5 separate regions of the Homo sapiens genome follow, and regions 1, 2, 3 and 5 are each linked to region 4. The links are chromatin contacts, found by Hi-C in ENCODE. All regions are on one chromosome and are shown on one strand. Each heading gives the region's core, a stretch centred on a gene start or an enhancer-like site at or near the end of the contact. The rest is flanking DNA. Distances are from core to core; before and after follow the strand shown. Region 1 holds the start of PDGFDDN (PDGFD downstream neighbor). Region 2 holds the start of POGLUT3 (protein O-glucosyltransferase 3). Region 3 holds the start of C11orf65 (chromosome 11 open reading frame 65). Region 4 holds the start of KBTBD3 (kelch repeat and BTB domain containing 3). Region 5 holds the start of EXPH5 (exophilin 5).

Region 1 (3,116 bases), core at 426-2,925, 2.2 Mb after region 4:
ATCAAAAAAATCACATTTTATTAATGTAAATTTCTAATCGTATACTTGCTCACTGTTCTGATTTCCTGTTTCTGAACCAAGTAAAATCAGTCCTAGAGGCTATGGTTCTTAATCTATGGAGCTTGCTTTAAGAAGCCAGTTGTCAATTGTGGTAACACAAGTTTGGCCCTGCTGTCCTACTGTTTAATAGAAAACTGTTTTACATTGGTTAATGGTATTTAGAGTAATTTTTTCTCTCTGCCTCCTTTGTGTCTGTTTTAAAGGAGACTAACTCCAGGAGTAGGAAATGATTCATCATCCTCCAAAGCAAGAGGCTTAAGAGAGAAACACCGAAATTCAGATAGCTCAGGGACTGCTAACAGAGAACTACATTTTTCTTATTGCCTTGAAAGTTAAAAGGAAAGCAGATTTCTTCAGTGACTTTGTGGTCCTACTAACTACAACCAGTTTGGGTGACAGGGCTGGTAAAGTCCCAGTGTTAGATGAGTGACCTAAATATACTTAGATTTCTAAGTATGGTGCTCTCAGGTCCAAGTTCAACTATTCTTAAGCAGTGCAATTCTTCCCAGTTATTTGAGATGAAAGATCTCTGCTTATTGAAGATGTACCTTCTAAAACTTTCCTAAAAGTGTCTGATGTTTTTACTCAAGAGGGGAGTGGTAAAATTAAATACTCTATTGTTCAATTCTCTAAAATCCCAGAACACAATCAGAAATAGCTCAGGCAGACACTAATAATTAAGAACGCTCTTCCTCTTCATAACTGCTTTGCAAGTTTCCTGTGAAAACATCAGTTTCCTGTACCAAAGTCAAAATGAACGTTACATCACTCTAACCTGAACAGCTCACAATGTAGCTGTAAATATAAAAAATGAGAGTGTTCTACCCAGTTTTCAATAAACCTTCCAGGCTGCAATAACCAGCAAGGTTTTCAGTTAAAGCCCTATCTGCACTTTTTATTTATTAGCTGAAATGTAAGCAGGCATATTCACTCACTTTTCTTTGCCTTTCCTGAGAGTTTTATTAAAACTTCTCCCTTGGTTACCTGTTATCTTTTGCACTTCTAACATGTAGCCAATAAATCTATTTGATAGCCATCAAAGGAATAAAAAGCTGGCCGTACAAATTACATTTCAAAACAAACCCTAATAAATCCACATTTCCGCATGGCTCATTCACCTGGAATAATGCCTTTTATTGAATATGTTCTTATAGGGCAAAACACTTTCATAAGTAGAGTTTTTTATGTTTTTTGTCATATCGGTAACATGCAGCTTTTTCCTCTCATAGCATTTTCTATAGCGAATGTAATATGCCTCTTATCTTCATGAAAAATAAATATTGCTTTTGAACAAAACTACTCCATTATTTAGTACTCAATTGCAGTTTTAAAAGGTGTACACTGCTAAAAAAGAAAAAAAAAAAGAAAAGAAAACTTCCAGCTGGACGCGGGGGCTCAAGCCTGTAATCCTAGCACTTGGGGAGGCCGAGGGGGTGGATCACACGGAGATCGAGACCATCCTGGTCAACATGGCGAAACCCTGTCTCTACTAAAAATACAAAAATGAGCCAGGTGTGGTGGTGGGCGCCTTTAGTCCCAGCTACTCAGGAGATTGAGGCAGGAGAATCACTTGAACCGGGAGGCAGAGGTTGCAGTAAGCCGAGATCACGCCACTGCACTCCAGCCTGGGCTGCAGAACAAGACTCCTTTCAAAAAAAAAAAAAAGGAAAACTTTTTTTCACAAATGCATCAAACTGTTTGGAATGACAAGATTGAGTGATTTCTGAAGGCTTCATTTTATAATGCCCGAAAGAACAACACTTTGTTCCCCAATTACAGGCTTCTGTTCTGTCTTTGTCCTGCAGCTGCACAGTGGGGCAAGACTTGGGTTTGGTTTTGTTGCTGCTTTGTTGCTTCTTCATTTGACTGTTTCCCCATGAGTCTTATAATGAATTATGTTCTCCTCTGACATTGTTCCTCACCTAAGAAAATCCACAGCTGTCTCTTCCTTGAGGCCTGAAGTCAACAACATTACAACCTCATTTCCCTTTTATCCACCTCCTTTTCCCATCTGGGTGGACACCCCAGCCAACTAGTGATTCAGTGTTATCAGTTCAGACAGACCAGTTTAGGAGCTACACTCCTATATCATTTGCTTTGTAATTTGTGAAGAGGCACATAGCATAAAGAGAGCTCTTCTAGCTGCAATGCACATGCAAGAATTTTTGCTTTTGATTATAGCCTAATCTTTATATCATCCTGCTGGAGACAAAATAGCAGCTGCAGTGTTGAATGAAACTCTGCCATTTTAGTGGTTTTAGGTCATTTGGGGAATGGGAGTAAAGACCTGTATTCTGTGGCAAGAATTAATTTTACCATCAGAAATACTAGCTAGTGTGTGAGCATGGGAGAGGGATGGGGACAGGGTCGAATAATTCTGTGCCTAATAGCTAATTCAAGTAACTGGGGTTTTTAGGTAAAAAGTCATAATAGTAATATATATATGTATATATATGTGAATATATGTGTATATATGTATGTATATATGTTGCATTTTAATACAAAGACATTAAGAATTTTATTTCATTTCCTGAAATGTTCACATGTCCAGTTTTATTCTGAGAATAACTCAACAGATGTCTAAATTGTTGATACTCTCCTAGGTTCCTCATAGAATATTAAATTAAAATTCAATAGATTAGTATTCATGCCTGAAGTCCTAGGAAATATAATTTTGTTTATTGGCAGCCCTAGTCAAACATGCTAGAAGACAGAATATTTATAATTCACTGGTTTTATTGACATTCACTCAAATTCTGTTGTTTTTAAAGATCAAGTTAAAGACTACACAGACCTTCAAAACTTAGCATAGCACAACTGGGATATCTCTCAAATAAAATAGGCATCAACAAGGGATAAGCAACTAACCACTTAATGTAAGACTTTATGCTTGCTTTTCCAGTTATATTTCTGAATTTTGCAAACTAATTTGTGTCCTTTTTTTGAATAAATTTCATTTCTATAGAGATGTCTAAAAATTATTTAGCAGACTACATTAAAAGAGAGTGGAGCTAACTTCTTAACATAGGTTAATATACTCAGTGCAACAAGCTGTG
Region 2 (3,148 bases), core at 575-3,074, 2.4 Mb before region 4:
GTGTGAGCAAAATGTGTTCCATACAATTTTTTTAAGCGATAGTTGGAACAGAGCAAAGCTTTCTATTTAAAGCAAGGAGACATCCCCACAAAATAAAATTTATCAGTGAAAGTAATACCAAGTAATGTTACACTTTAGCCCTAAAATTTACCGGCAACTGACTACCAGTTCCTGAAACCTTTCCAAAGTACAAAGAATACTGTCCATAACCACTGCTTAGCATTACTAAAATAGGTCAAGAGAAGTGTGAAAATGTGGGAAAGATTTTGCCCTGGTAAAACTTGGTCACAGCAAGAATGCTGAGTAGCACGGTTAAAGCCGTGAGGCGGACAAAGGCTTGTCCAGTGCCTGGCTCTGATGTTTTGGGCATTAAGTTCCCCCAAGAGGGTGCAGAAATCCTGTGTCCATTCTGGGGTGTGAGTTCCTTCTGGATCATTCAGCCAGAGGAGAATCTTTATTGGCTTTAAATAAATTCAGATCTATTAACAATCCATTAACAAATTTGTATCCATTAACAAATTGGATAAAATGATCAAAAAAGAGAGGCAGATAGTAACCTTGACAATCTCTTCCTGGATCCAGCGTTCATCTTCTGAGGAGTGGTGGAGGTGGCTGAGACCAACCACGCACCACCACCCCTTCTCCCACTTCGATTACAGAGGCTTTGAGGTAAAGCTCGCACAAGGGCTCAAGGCAAGGCCTGGTCTTCTGCCACCCCAGTGCCCAGCTCCTCACTCTGGGCTTGGCCCAAACTCCGTGGATGTTCTGTAAACACCTGCTGGAAGAAGAGGAGTGCGGGAGGAAGCGGGGAAAGGGATGTGTGGGGTGGGGGGATCACGGTTCTGTGAGGGAGGCTGCTAAGCAGAAAAGCAACAAAACCGGCCACAAGAGAACGGTGCTGCTGTGAACAGAGGGCTGTGAGGGAGGGCGGGGGGCGTGACCTTGGCGCTCATCTTGTAAACTCGGAGACATTCCTTGGGAAAAGATATTTCCCTAAACTACATCGATCTTGGGGCCGGACCCTTTCATCGTCCCACAACAATCACCACCGGGTCTACGTCCTTTAAAAACACCTGAGCGGCGGACCCGGTGGCTCATGCCTGTAATCCCGGCACTTTGGGAAGCCGAGGCGGGCGGATTGCTTGAAACCAGGAGTTCAAGACCACCTTGGGCAACATAGGGAGACCCCGTCTCTACAAATAGTAATAGTAATAATAATAATAATAATAATAATAATAATAATAATAATAAATTAAATTAGCCAGCGTGGTGTCGTGTGCCTACAGTCAGTCCCAGCTACTCGGGAGGCTGAGGCGGGAGGATCTCCTGAGCCCACGAGTTCCAGGCTGCAGTGAGCTGTGGTCGCGCCATTGCACTCCAGCCTAGGCGACAGAGCCAGCCCCCTTGTCTGTATAAAAACAGAGAAAGAAAAGAGAAGAAAGAAGGAAAGGAAGGAAGAAAAAGAAAGGGAAAGACCACTGGAAGTGGAGGCCAGGCGTGCCTGAAGCCTTGGCAATCAACAGCCAGCGCACACTCGCAGCCTCGGTCTCTGGGCGGGCCTCTCCACCCCTTTCCTCCACGGGGCCTATGGGGCTGCGGGGAGGAAGGGGCGCACCCATCGTCGACCCCTACAGGGCGCGCAGTGGGTGATTGCGGCACTGGCTCGCGTTCCCGCCCGAGGGAGACGAGGCGGGACAGCGGGCGGGAAAGGGAGCCTGCGCCGCAATCTTTCCCGCCCGAAAGACCCGCCCCGCGGTGGGCCCCAGTCCCCGCCCGGTCCGCGGCGCTGCCGGCCCCTCCTCGCCGCCGCGGAGCTGGACCGCAGTTGTGCCCCGCCGACCATGCGCCGCCTCCCGCGGGCCCTGCTGCTGCAGCTGCGCCTCGCCCTGCTGGTGGCCGCGGGGGCCCCGGAGGTGCTGGTCAGCGCGCCGCGGAGCCTGGTGTGGGGGCCCGGGCTGCAGGCGGCCGTCGTCCTGCCGGTCCGCTATTTCTACCTGCAGGCGGTCAACTCGGAGGGCCAGAACCTCACTCGCTCTCCCGCAGGTAGTGTCCAGCCGCCGGCCTCCCTCGTCCCGCGGCCGGGTCCCCGCGCGTCCCCGCCGCCCGGGAGTCCGCCCGCGGCCTGCGTGGCGTCCCTCCCCGGCGTGTGTCGCCCCTTTTTGGGTCTGGTCAGCTCCTCTTCCCTCCTCCCGCCCATACTCAAAGCGGGCAAAAATCACCACGAAAGTTTGTGGAATGAATGAATGAATGAACTTGAAGGGCCCTTCCGCATTTAATGTGCAGGGACTGATGTTGCGAATGGACGGCGCCCGGGCGTTACAAGGAGTGTGCCGTGAGTCACACGTTGCCTTCCATCTCGGACTTAGTTGTCTGAACTGTGAGGGATTGCAGGGAGCGCTTTCCAGTGGTGAGTCATCAAGCCGACGGATCGCGTCGGATTACATGGCTTAGGCCTGGTGGGTTTGGAGCAACGAAATCCTACGCAGAGGAAATGTCAGAGCCGTAGGAAGGAGGAGGGGTTTACGTGTTAGTTTTTTGTTTCCTTTTTAGTTCTGAGTTTTTGAAAGCAGATTACAGGAACTAGGGAAACTCAGTAGAAATCATTCGGTTTTCCCTCCACGGAGGGTGAGATGGATCTCGTCCTGAATCCCTTTCTGCCCGGTCCTCCTCCCACGTTGTCCTTCACGTCTTAACCTTTGCAACTTCTTAAAACTTGTCCTGCTGGTTTCACGCTGTTGTCAGTCAGGATTTGCTAATGTATAATTTGGGGCTCTGGCCAACTAGCACCTTGTTGTATCAGCGAAGAGACAATTAGAATAAACCAGTGCCTCTGCCCCTGCTAGTCCAGCTGGGAACATAGCTGCCAGAAGTGTGTCCCAACTTGGGAAAGGGGTAAGGGGGTCTTGACAGCTGGGCAAAGCAGAGAATTTAGGAACCAAACATAATTCACTTTTAGATTTAATGATTTTTAAAATTTCATTCATTCAAGAAATACTTCTTTGATGTCTACTTCTGTGTTTGGTAATTCTGCTGGGAATCTAAGGATGAAAAGACAATGCCTGACCATCAAGGAACTTACAGTCTGTTGGTCAAAGACATGCAAATAACTGATCACTGTACAAGATAATTGAAGGTATGTACAGAGTGC
Region 3 (3,171 bases), core at 57-2,556, 2.4 Mb before region 4:
ACCACACCTGGCCTGAATTTAAATTTTTTAACCCAGTTTCTATTAGATTGAAAATTAAGATATACATAATGTTTCCATGACTATATTTTTACAGTTTATTGTTCATAACTACTGTGTATTAATGCATCAAGGCAACTACATAAAGAGGAACTGAAGCTCACCCCTTGCTTATGATTGTGATGATTTTAAAGAACTCTGGAAGTTCAGTGAGTCACTGAATTAACCTACCAAGAATTTTTTCTGTACAAATGTTTTCATTATACAGGGAAATTTCTCTTCAGGTGTTTCTTTTCCCTCCTTAAAAGTTTATCTTCCTTACAAACAAATTATATTCCATGCATGAACATAGGACGAACATAGCAAAACTGGGCAGTTCTGAACAAGATTTTTTCACATTGCAATAATCTGTGACCAACTAAAGCACTGCCAAAGTGTCAGACTCAGAATTCAAGCAAGTCAGACTTGCTTTAGATAAGCAGTGCTTGCATTATTTAAGGTCATTTGAAAACTCATTCAAGAGGTCGTCTGTTTTCACTTAAAGCAGTTTAGCTTAACCAGCTGAAGAGCTTACATTTAGAAATAACATTGGACTGCAAGTCACGTATTCTTTGACCTTGAGCAAGACCTGTCAAATAGCTAGAAGGATCAGTTGTCTCATTTTCAAATGAATAAATTAAACTAATTAAATAGGCCGGGCGCGGTGGTTCACGCCTGTAATCCTAGCACTTTGGGAGGCCAAGGCGGGAGATGGGGTAGGGGGGGATCGCTGGAGCCCAGGAGTTCAAGACCAGCCTGGACAACATGGAGAAACCCTGTCGCCACTATTAATAAAAATAGAAAAATGAGCCTGGCGTGGTGGTGCACTCCTACGGTCCCAGCTACTCGGGAGGCTGACGTGGGAGAATCACCTGAGCCAGGGGAGTTCCAGGCTGCAGTGAGCCGAGATCGCGCCACTGCACTCCAGCCTCGGCCACAGATTGAGACCCTATCTCAAGAAAAATTTTACAAAAATTAATAGAAAATATTTCATTATATTTCTCAACATCTTTAAGGTTCTTGGTTGAAATGACTGGGCTTTATTATATACTAAGCCCAACTTCGTAGACAATCACTTTGCTTTCCCTTCCAAAATCCTTTGCCTCAAAGCCACTGACAATCGAAAGCGGGCTTCTAACAGAACCAGCAGCCTTCACAAGCGGTTGGTCTATATCCCCTGCACTTTGTCAGAGCGCGAATAGAGGAAAGGCGGGGCCTAGAAGGCGGGGCTAGGAGGGCAATGGGGCGGGACAGAACGGATTGAGTTACGTCATTTCCGCCTGCGACGTTACCTAGGAGTCCAGCGGCGCCCGGGCCAGCAGCGATTGGTAGGTGAAGGGAATAGTGTCCCTTCTCTCAGCGCGTACTACTGTTCCGGTAGCCTTTGTGCCCACTGGTTTGAGCCTTCGTTGTTTCAAGGCCCTAAAGAACCCATACCCTTGATACCATTCCCCATCCGCCCCTCTTAAGGACGTTTCATTCCTCTAAAGCCCTCCCAGCGAGGCCTCCAGCTGGTTTACAGTCCTGCCCGGGAGTAACCCCTTCCTCAGAGCTCCTTTCCTCGCCCTCGGTGAAGTTGCGTCGGGCTGGTTGACAAGTCCTTACTGCTCATACTGCGCCTTCACAGATCCCCACACCCCAATCCTCCGCAAAGATATTACTCCGTCCACCTTCCCGCTGACCGGGAAGTACACATTAATCTTCCTTAGATTTTTCCTCATTTCTTTCCTTTGCCCCCTCCCATTTGTTTTACGTCTTTTCAGTTTTTTTAGAGATGGAAAAGGGAAACGCGTTTTTAAAGAATAGGTTAGTTTTTCTTCTCCTGCCCCTAGCATCAAGGACCACAGGTAAAAAGGAAAAGCGAAATTACGAAACTTATAAAGGCCACGCGAATCATTTGTTTATTCAATAAATTTAGTAGAGGAAACAAAATAGGACGTATACAGGTTCCAATTCAAGCAAAGTAAAGATTGTTTGCTGCTTTAAAAGTGAAACCAAGAATCCAAACACGTCTTGTGGGCTTTTTTCCACGAAGCGTAAAAATAAATAAGTGAAAACATCATCTATTATGATAAAAAATTTTATTGATTAGGGATATAATAAGCTTGGAAAATACTTATCTGTGAATCTACAAGTGGCACATGGGTGTAGTAAAATACTTCATTGCCTGAGCAGTTGTTTGATAGTACATTTTATTTGGTTAGTTTTTTGTTGTTGTTTGTTTTTGAGAAGGCATCTCGCTGTGTTGCCCAGGCTGAGTGCAGTGGCGTGATCTCAGTTCACTGCAACCTCTGCCTCCTGGGTTCAAGTTATTCTCCTGCCTCAGCCTTCCGAGTAGCTGTGACTGCAAGTGTGCGCCACCACACCCAGTTTATTTTTGTATTTTTACTAGAGACAGGGTTTCACCATATTGGCCAGGCTGGTCTCAAACCCCTGACTTAAGGTGATCTGCCCACCTTGGCCTCCCAAAATGTTAGGATTACAGGCCTGAGCCACCAGACCCGGCCTGGTAGTACATTTTAGTATCTTAAAACTTATGAAGGGTTTTCACAATGGTTATTTTATCTGGAGCATCATAATAACCATATAAAGTCGATCTTATTTCTTATCTAAAGCCAGCAACGGTCCCACCCTCCTTTCTGCTCCAGATGGTGTCCTCTTACACCTACTCAAAGGTTTTACCATTTAACTTATCCCTTTTTTTGCCCCTTTAAGTTCTCCGTCACTTTAATTTCTCCCTCACTACTGGATGGTACATTTTAACATGCTTTAGAATCTGTCGTTTTTTGTTGTTGTTGTTGTTTTTTTTTTTTTTTAGACCGAGTTTCACTCTTGTTGCCCAGGCTGGAGTAGTGGCATGATCTCGACTCACCGCAACCTCCGCCTGCCAGGTTCAAGCAATTCTCCTGCCTCAGCCTTCCTGAGTAGCTGGGATTACAGGCATGCGCCACCACACCCAGCTAATTTTGTATTTTTAGTAGAGACGGGATTTCTCCATTTTGGTCAGGCTGGTCTCAAACTCCCAACCTCAGATGATCCGCCCACCTTGGCCTCCCAAAGTGCTGGGATTACAGGCGTGAGCCACCGCGCCCAGCCTTTTTTTTTTAAAAAAAAACCTTTAATCCATTCTCACTC
Region 4 (3,128 bases), core at 184-2,683:
ATATTTTTAAAAATATCTTTCAGGTTTTTTTCTTCTTCAATTCTAACACTGACTTTTAAAAACTGCAGGCTTTTAAATGTAGCTTATTTTACAATTCCTTACAAATGAGTAAAAAATTTTCACCAATGTGCCTTAAAAATTATCAACTAGTCTACATTTCAAACAGAAAGTGTTTCAATATGGGACATTTTTAAGAAAGGACTGTCTTTTAAATGATGGTAATTCACGGTTGTTTCAAATTGCACCATATTGTACAGATTACTTGTTTTGAAATCCAGTTTTCCATTTGTTGCTTCAAAATACATAGCTAAAATAAATAAATCTACGTAAAATACTGTTTCCCATGGCATCTAGTGAGGAAGGTATCCTCTCTGGCTTCAATTTCATTGGCTTCAATCCCGGGGAGCGCAGGGCTACAAACTAAATCATACTGTCAATAATTTCTAGGGCCTACCACGTGCAGGGAGTCCTTGGAGAATGATGGGATATTTAACAGGCAGAATAAGCATAGGCTATGAACGCACACAAACAAAAAAAAATAACATTTAAAGATAAAGACATAAAAACATTCATTACAGAAAAACCCAATTTTGTCGGCCTTCCCTACACTTATTTCATGGTTTAGGAGGGTCTCCATTTGAAATAACAAGGGGAAAGAGATAATGTTTACAGCCATCGCGGCCTCCAAGGCGGTTACAAAGGCCGTGGAAACCAGGCCGTGCGTCGCCCACAACTCCGCAGCGCCGGCTGCTGTCGCCCGGGCCGGCCACAGGCTCCACAGCGAGAGGGTCGCGGCCAGCGCGGGAGTGTCGGGTCTCCACAGCCCGGCCCGCCTCCCCCAAGATCTGCTTCCTAGGCTCTAAATACCAAAAAAGACCTGTAGTACCATGGCTGCCTTAGCGTCCCGGGCAAAGACGAACTGGCCAATGCGCTCCTTCTCCTCGGGCTGAATCGATCGCACTGCCAGCAGCCATTCGGCTCGGCTCGGCAGCCAAGTGCCGCAGGAAAAGGCCCAGCGCACGCCCTCCATGGATGGCACCAAGCAGAACCGTTTGGCAGGGAAAACCATACACTGAAAGCGGACCTCGCCGCTATCTCGGGCCTGATGGCGCGGACGCAAACGTGGCCCCACCCCCTTCTTCCCGGCGTCCGTGCGCAGGGGACGGGCCGTCGCTACGCAGACTGGCCCACCGACAGCCCTCCCAGCCCGCCCCCGACTCAGCCACCTCCTCTCGGAGAAAGCAGCTGGGGGCGGAGACGGAGATCAGCCCTGCGCTTTGCGGCATTGTATGACGTCAAGTAGGCGAGGCTTCGGAGGCGAGCGAAGGGCGGGACCAAGGCCAAGAGCCCGACAGTTACGCCACTCACACTTGCGGAAGAGTTAACGGGACAGCGGTGCAGGCCAATCGCAACCAGTCCTCTGGAGGCAGGGAGACTGGGGTGGAGACTTCGGAGACTGCAGTTGCAGGTGGGTGAGCTCCGGGGTCTGAGGGAGGAGTGGGATGGTAGCCCTTATTCTCAGGGTCTGAGTTGGCCCCTGTGACCCACAGAGAAGAGAATGTCCTTGGCTTCAGCTGCTTCGTGTACGGGGCACGAGAGGTTTCCATCTCTAGGAGGGGGTCTGCAGTGGTGCCCCCTGCAGTTGTGCAACGCATCAGCCCTGAGTTCCTTCTTTCCCTGCCCCCATCCGCATCAGCCTAAGACCCACCCTCACACAGTACGCTCCCGACCCTTAGCAGCAGCCTACCTGAAACCCTCCCTCCGAAGGCCGAGCAGAGGCACTATCCCCAGTGCGCAACACTGACCCCGCCTGGATCCGAGGCTGCCAGCGAGCAGCTGAGCTAATGCTGGCTGTTTATTTGGGGCGATGAAGCGACCCAGGTGCTGTTTTGCTATTGCCAAGCCTGGGCTAGAGCACTAGCGAGAAAACAGGATTCCATTGTTGAGGTATCAGTGTTTCCATCATGACAGAGGTCCTTGCTCTAACAGCAACAGAAACAAGTAAATAACTTTGCTCAGTTATTTTCTCAGACTTTGCGAAGGGTCATATTGATGTATGTCTGTTTCCTTAGTTGTTCCGTGTAGGCTGTTGTTGACTCTCGTATGAAAGCCCACGCGATCCAAGTGCCCTGCAGGTTTTGGTCCAGGGAAAAGTTGGTCTCTGCAGATGACTGTAAATGACTACCTGGAGGTCGATTAAAGTGCGGTACTGCGGGATTCAGCCGATTTCCTTCTTCCTCTGACTGCCCGGAAATATCAGCCAAAGGCCAGCGGTAGTAATTAACACAATTACCTGCCTATGATTTCTGTCCTATTTAAGATGGGTTCTATTATGTTTTTATCTATACTTGTCTTCATTAACTTTTCGTGATATCATAAGCCCCCCGAATCCCTCGAAAGTAGATGGGATTCTGAGCACACACACACACAAATTCAGATCCCCAAAGGACAGTAAAACGAATTATTGGCTTAATATATCATCTTAGCTAACCAAAAGCCTGTGTCAGCTGCCATGTTGAAAATCTGCTTACCAGCTGCAGGGAGCTTACAATCTGGTAAGGCAAATAAATCATACGCATAAAAAGTACAATAAGAGACAGTGTAAAGATACGTAAGTGATACTAATACCCATATCAGCAATGATCATAACTCACTTCTCCATTTTTAACTAAGAATCATATAACCTTTCCTTCTTGTCGTTTTAAACTGATTTTTATAACTTTGATACATTACGTTTCTGTTTCCAAAACACTTCTGTGTACGTTATTGCACATGTTCTGTGCACTAGTTATTACTGATGGAGACAATGAGCTCAGAAAGAGAATTTGTTTAAATTCAGGAATTCATATCCCATTATTTTACCATCGAGCAAGATCTCTGTGTATTAGATCTATGGAGCCTAATACACAGACAGTAACGTAGGGATTATTTGTACTTGGTCTAGAATCTAGAATATTCTCCCCTTCTCCCATTATCACATTCCTTGTTTCCTCTGTATCATTCAGGCCCAAATCTCATACCAAACAGAATGTCTCTGTTCACCTAGTCTAAAATAGCTTACTCTCTCCACTTCCAAACCTCAGCCCCAAACCTATCACCCTGTGAACATATTTTATAGGTTTGTTTAA
Region 5 (3,244 bases), core at 158-2,657, 2.5 Mb before region 4:
GTAATAGGCACCAGGATACGTTGGTTGAAATCAGTTCACTGATATACTGGAAACAGTGTAAAATCCCACCAGTGACCATATTGAAAAGTCCCATGTGTATGCTGAATAAATGAACACACTAGAAAAACTGGACACCATATACAAGACATACTCCCAAAACAGGATCATTAATACAGACACTATTTATAAAGGAGTTCTGTATTGTGTACACCATGGGTGAACAAAATTGGTTCCTGGTTCACACAAATAACAGACACCCACAGAAAGTTATCTGAATGGCTAGCTGCCTAGGCATGTTTTAAATAATGATGATCAAATGGGGTAGCCCAGAGAACAAAACACAAGTGGCAATTTTTGATATCATGTTCTTGTACAGATACAAAATTTTAATTGGGTTTATGTGCCATGAAAAGAAATGATATATGTAGAAGTACATTTTATATGTTAGTAATCATCACCACCATCTTCAAAATGACCAAATTAAGGCTATGGGGCAGGAAAGTCAATCTGACAGAGTTATTTTTGGGTAGGAAGTGAAGCCAAGATAAAAACATGTTTTCTGTAAAAGCCTTGATAATTAAAAAAAAAGTATATATGTGAATATCTTTATAAGTTTCTATTATTCTTCATTGCATTGTGGAACAATTGACTTTCTAGGAAAGCTATTTCTGTGGCTTCATAGGATTACCATTTGCTTTCACCAGAGGATTAGGTATTTTTAAATGGCATGTGTATTACTTCTCTGAGTTTATTAAGATGATAATAAAATCTTACAGAAAACTTCTAACAGGTGTTTTCTACAGTCCTTTGCTTCTGGGCTGTCTTCTCCTAAAATACCATAAACGGTTTTGTTTGTTTGTTTGTTTGTTTCTAAAGTCTAAGAATGACTTTTGTGGGACAGTGGAGGTGGGGGTGTCTGTGGGATGAGAGGCTTGGCAAATAATTCGTTTCCAAGGATACACTAATTTCCGCCCTTCAGCCAGGTTCATCCACAGTCAGTAGTGTAATTGAGTTTAGTTCTTCCTGGTCTTTCAGATAAGTAACCCTTTTGCCAGTTACAAACCCTACTTGCAATTCTATTTTCTATGGGCTCTTAATTATTGAAAGGGAGGATTAGTCATGAATCTCCTTTTTCACTCCTTTACTAATCAAGCTCAAGTTCTGCGAGCAAACAGCAACAGCAAAAGCAAATACTTTGGCGCCAACACTTAGCCTTGCCTCACTTAAGAGGCAGAATTATGTAGGCTTGTTTGCTTAACAACTCAGATAGGGGGCGGGGAGGGTGACCGGAGGGGACGAGGGAGGGGACGAGGGACGGGACGAGACGAGGGAGGGGACGAGGGAGGGGACAAGGGAGGGCCCGCCCCCTTGGAACGGGATTGGTTCCCTCTCTCCCTTTAGCCGTTCACTTTGCATCTCGGTTGGACAGGTTGAGAGAAACATGTCATTAAGGTATTGTCAATATGAGCCCTTCAGGTGTGGGCGTTCCCTAGGTTTGTGGTTTTAGACTTTCAAAGGGGCGGACTTATTATTGGCTGTGGGATCAAGTTCGTGAAACTGGTCTTGTACAGGTTGAAAAATGCCTTCCTAACAGGAGGCGCCAAGGAGCTTAAGTGTAACTCACACACAGTAAAGAAAATGACGAAAGTTCCTCCGGCGTTTGATTTCAGTTTCTTAAATGACGAAGAGGCCAGGAAGATCCTTCAGGTGCTGGAAAGGAATGAGGAGTTACAGAGGGCCGAGAAGGACAGGATCAGGTACAGAGCAAATTCATTTCTTTTGTCCTGGGCCTGGGTCCCGCAGGGGCCGGGGATCCGCGGGGAAGGCGCTGAGCTCGCGCGGGGCACCTGCCCGGGGGTGCTCCGAGCGGCTGCTGCGGAGGCTGCGGGTCGGGAAGAGAAAACTGCGCGGAGTTGCTCCCTGAAGGACTTTGGGATGCTTAGTTGGTACCCTCTCCACCCACCACATACCAGACGGGCTCGGCTGCGGGTCTGGGGTCGGGCAGGGTGGGGGGGTCCGTGCGCTGCGGGGGCCGCGCAGTGACGCTGTGCTGTGCCGGGTGTCTGCTGGGCCATCGCGGGGCGTGGGCCGTTTCAGGCAATGAAATGCGGCGGGGGCGCGATCTGGAGAGGAATCCTGGCTGCTGCTCACTCCGCGGCCCGCGCGCACCCACGTGCTCGCACGGGTCCGACAGAGCTTCCACCCTCGCCTAACGCAGTTTTCCCTCGGCACCAGAGGCGAATCTCCCCACCCAATGCGGGCAGTCAGCGAAGCACGGGAGAGCCGGCACCTCACGGGAGGCGAAAGGTCCCCACCCCAAGGGTAGGAGCTCGAGGAATTTGTCAAATAGAGGCTTATGTGGGCGAATGGGACTTGGACACACGGGGTTGGCTGGAATGGGTGGGTCTTCTTGTGCGTGGTGCTGTGGGGAGCGAGTTTCTGAGAAATTTCATCCTTGACCTTACTATACACTGTTGTAGGTGAGGGATTAGTTACTAAAGAATGAAATCCAGAGACACAGATAATTACCCAGGATGTACATTAACCAGTTTTTCTGCTGGGGAAGTGTGGGATAAGTGCTGGAATGAATTAAAGGGACTCTCTCGCCAATATTGGAATATATCCATCTAAGTCCTTCTCTAGATAACTGTGGAAGGGAATTCAGGACATCACTCTCAGACCACACTGTGTGCCATTGATTGGAATTTAGCAAGTCATTTTGTTTTATGATCAACTGCTTGCTAATGCGAGTTCCAGGTTCCCAATTCTTTCTAGAATTGCCTGTCCCCCACCGCCGACAAAAGAAACCCTCCAGGGACCCTCTTCAAATTGGAAAATCTAGTTGGTCTTTGTAGAAAGAATTAGAATACACTAAGCCCAATGCCCTGACTTCACCCTTCTCCCCTAAACATGACTCTTTGAGGGATGAAGGAATATTTGAGGTTGGGGAATATGGATTTCATACCATCTGCCTTGAGAAAAAGTGGCTTTATCATTCCCCTCCCCTGAACAGTGTAGAAAGTGTGCCTTCAGGAGAACAGTATGCCACACCCACACACACCCACGTGCATAATGTACCTACACATATGCACATGCACCGCACAAGGCACACCCAACTTTCAGAAGAAGAATTTCAGAACTGCACGGAATTTCAGTGCATATTCCAAAGGCACTAAGAAACTGCGGTTATTCTCAGTGTGTGTTATTGGAAATGTTTCTTGTCTCTGAAGAGGATGGGGCTTCT

Evidence for each region. A loop is a pair of places that touch in the nucleus more often than their neighbours do. Pooled maps may share reads with other maps.
Region 1: a pooled map shows a loop between it and region 4 (6-fold over the local background). The contact joins the promoter of PDGFDDN here to the promoter of KBTBD3 in region 4. A Hi-C loop is called at or near these places in 2 of 37 single-sample maps with no recorded cell type and 5 of 50 pooled maps.
Region 2: a loop to region 4 is called in a map of gastrocnemius medialis, with 11 times the contacts of the local background. The contact joins the promoter of POGLUT3 here to the promoter of KBTBD3 in region 4. A Hi-C loop is called at or near these places in 2 of 168 maps with a recorded cell type or tissue (gastrocnemius medialis and naive thymus-derived CD4-positive, alpha-beta T cell) and 10 of 50 pooled maps.
Region 3: a loop to region 4 is called in a map of ascending aorta, with 9 times the contacts of the local background. The contact joins the promoter of C11orf65 here to the promoter of KBTBD3 in region 4. A Hi-C loop is called at or near these places in 2 of 168 maps with a recorded cell type or tissue (ascending aorta and naive thymus-derived CD4-positive, alpha-beta T cell) and 14 of 50 pooled maps.
Region 5: a loop to region 4 is called in a map of CD4-positive, alpha-beta memory T cell, with 10 times the contacts of the local background. The contact joins the promoter of EXPH5 here to the promoter of KBTBD3 in region 4. A Hi-C loop is called at or near these places in 2 of 168 maps with a recorded cell type or tissue (CD4-positive, alpha-beta memory T cell and naive thymus-derived CD4-positive, alpha-beta T cell) and 9 of 50 pooled maps.

What each region holds. Positions count from the first base shown.
Region 1 is chr11:103,905,429-103,908,544 of GRCh38, reverse strand. PDGFDDN (PDGFD downstream neighbor) reads left to right here and starts at 1,675. Exons shown (of 4, transcript XR_947960.3): 1 at 1,675-3,116. It overlaps PDGFD (platelet derived growth factor D), which reads left to right. Exons shown (of 7, transcript NM_025208.5): 7 at 1-1,356.
Region 2 is chr11:108,497,060-108,500,207 of GRCh38, reverse strand. It overlaps POGLUT3 (protein O-glucosyltransferase 3), which reads left to right and starts at 1,824. Exons shown (of 8, transcript NM_153705.5): 1 at 1,824-2,043. The coding sequence starts at 1,842. LOC112267909 (a long non-coding RNA gene) reads right to left here and starts at 1,147. Exons shown (of 3, transcript XR_007062880.1): 1 at 558-1,147. RefSeq lists a silencer at 1,672-2,191.
Region 3 is chr11:108,465,664-108,468,834 of GRCh38, reverse strand. C11orf65 (chromosome 11 open reading frame 65) reads left to right here and starts at 1,306. Exons shown (of 9, transcript NM_152587.5): 1 at 1,306-1,364. RefSeq lists a cis regulatory region at 1,222, enhancers at 1,150-1,294, 1,235-2,087 and a silencer at 3,119-3,171.
Region 4 is chr11:106,075,652-106,078,779 of GRCh38, reverse strand. It overlaps KBTBD3 (kelch repeat and BTB domain containing 3), which reads left to right and starts at 1,433. Exons shown (of 4, transcript NM_198439.3): 1 at 1,433-1,468; 2 at 2,073-2,273. AASDHPPT (aminoadipate-semialdehyde dehydrogenase-phosphopantetheinyl transferase) reads right to left here and starts at 1,118. Exons shown (of 6, transcript NM_015423.3): 1 at 887-1,118. The coding sequence starts at 1,069. RefSeq lists enhancers at 851-1,090, 1,401-1,510, 1,521-1,640.
Region 5 is chr11:108,591,931-108,595,174 of GRCh38, reverse strand. It overlaps EXPH5 (exophilin 5), which reads left to right and starts at 1,407. Exons shown (of 6, transcript NM_015065.3): 1 at 1,407-1,757. The coding sequence starts at 1,639. RefSeq lists silencers at 1,221-1,520, 1,541-1,590, 1,871-1,930.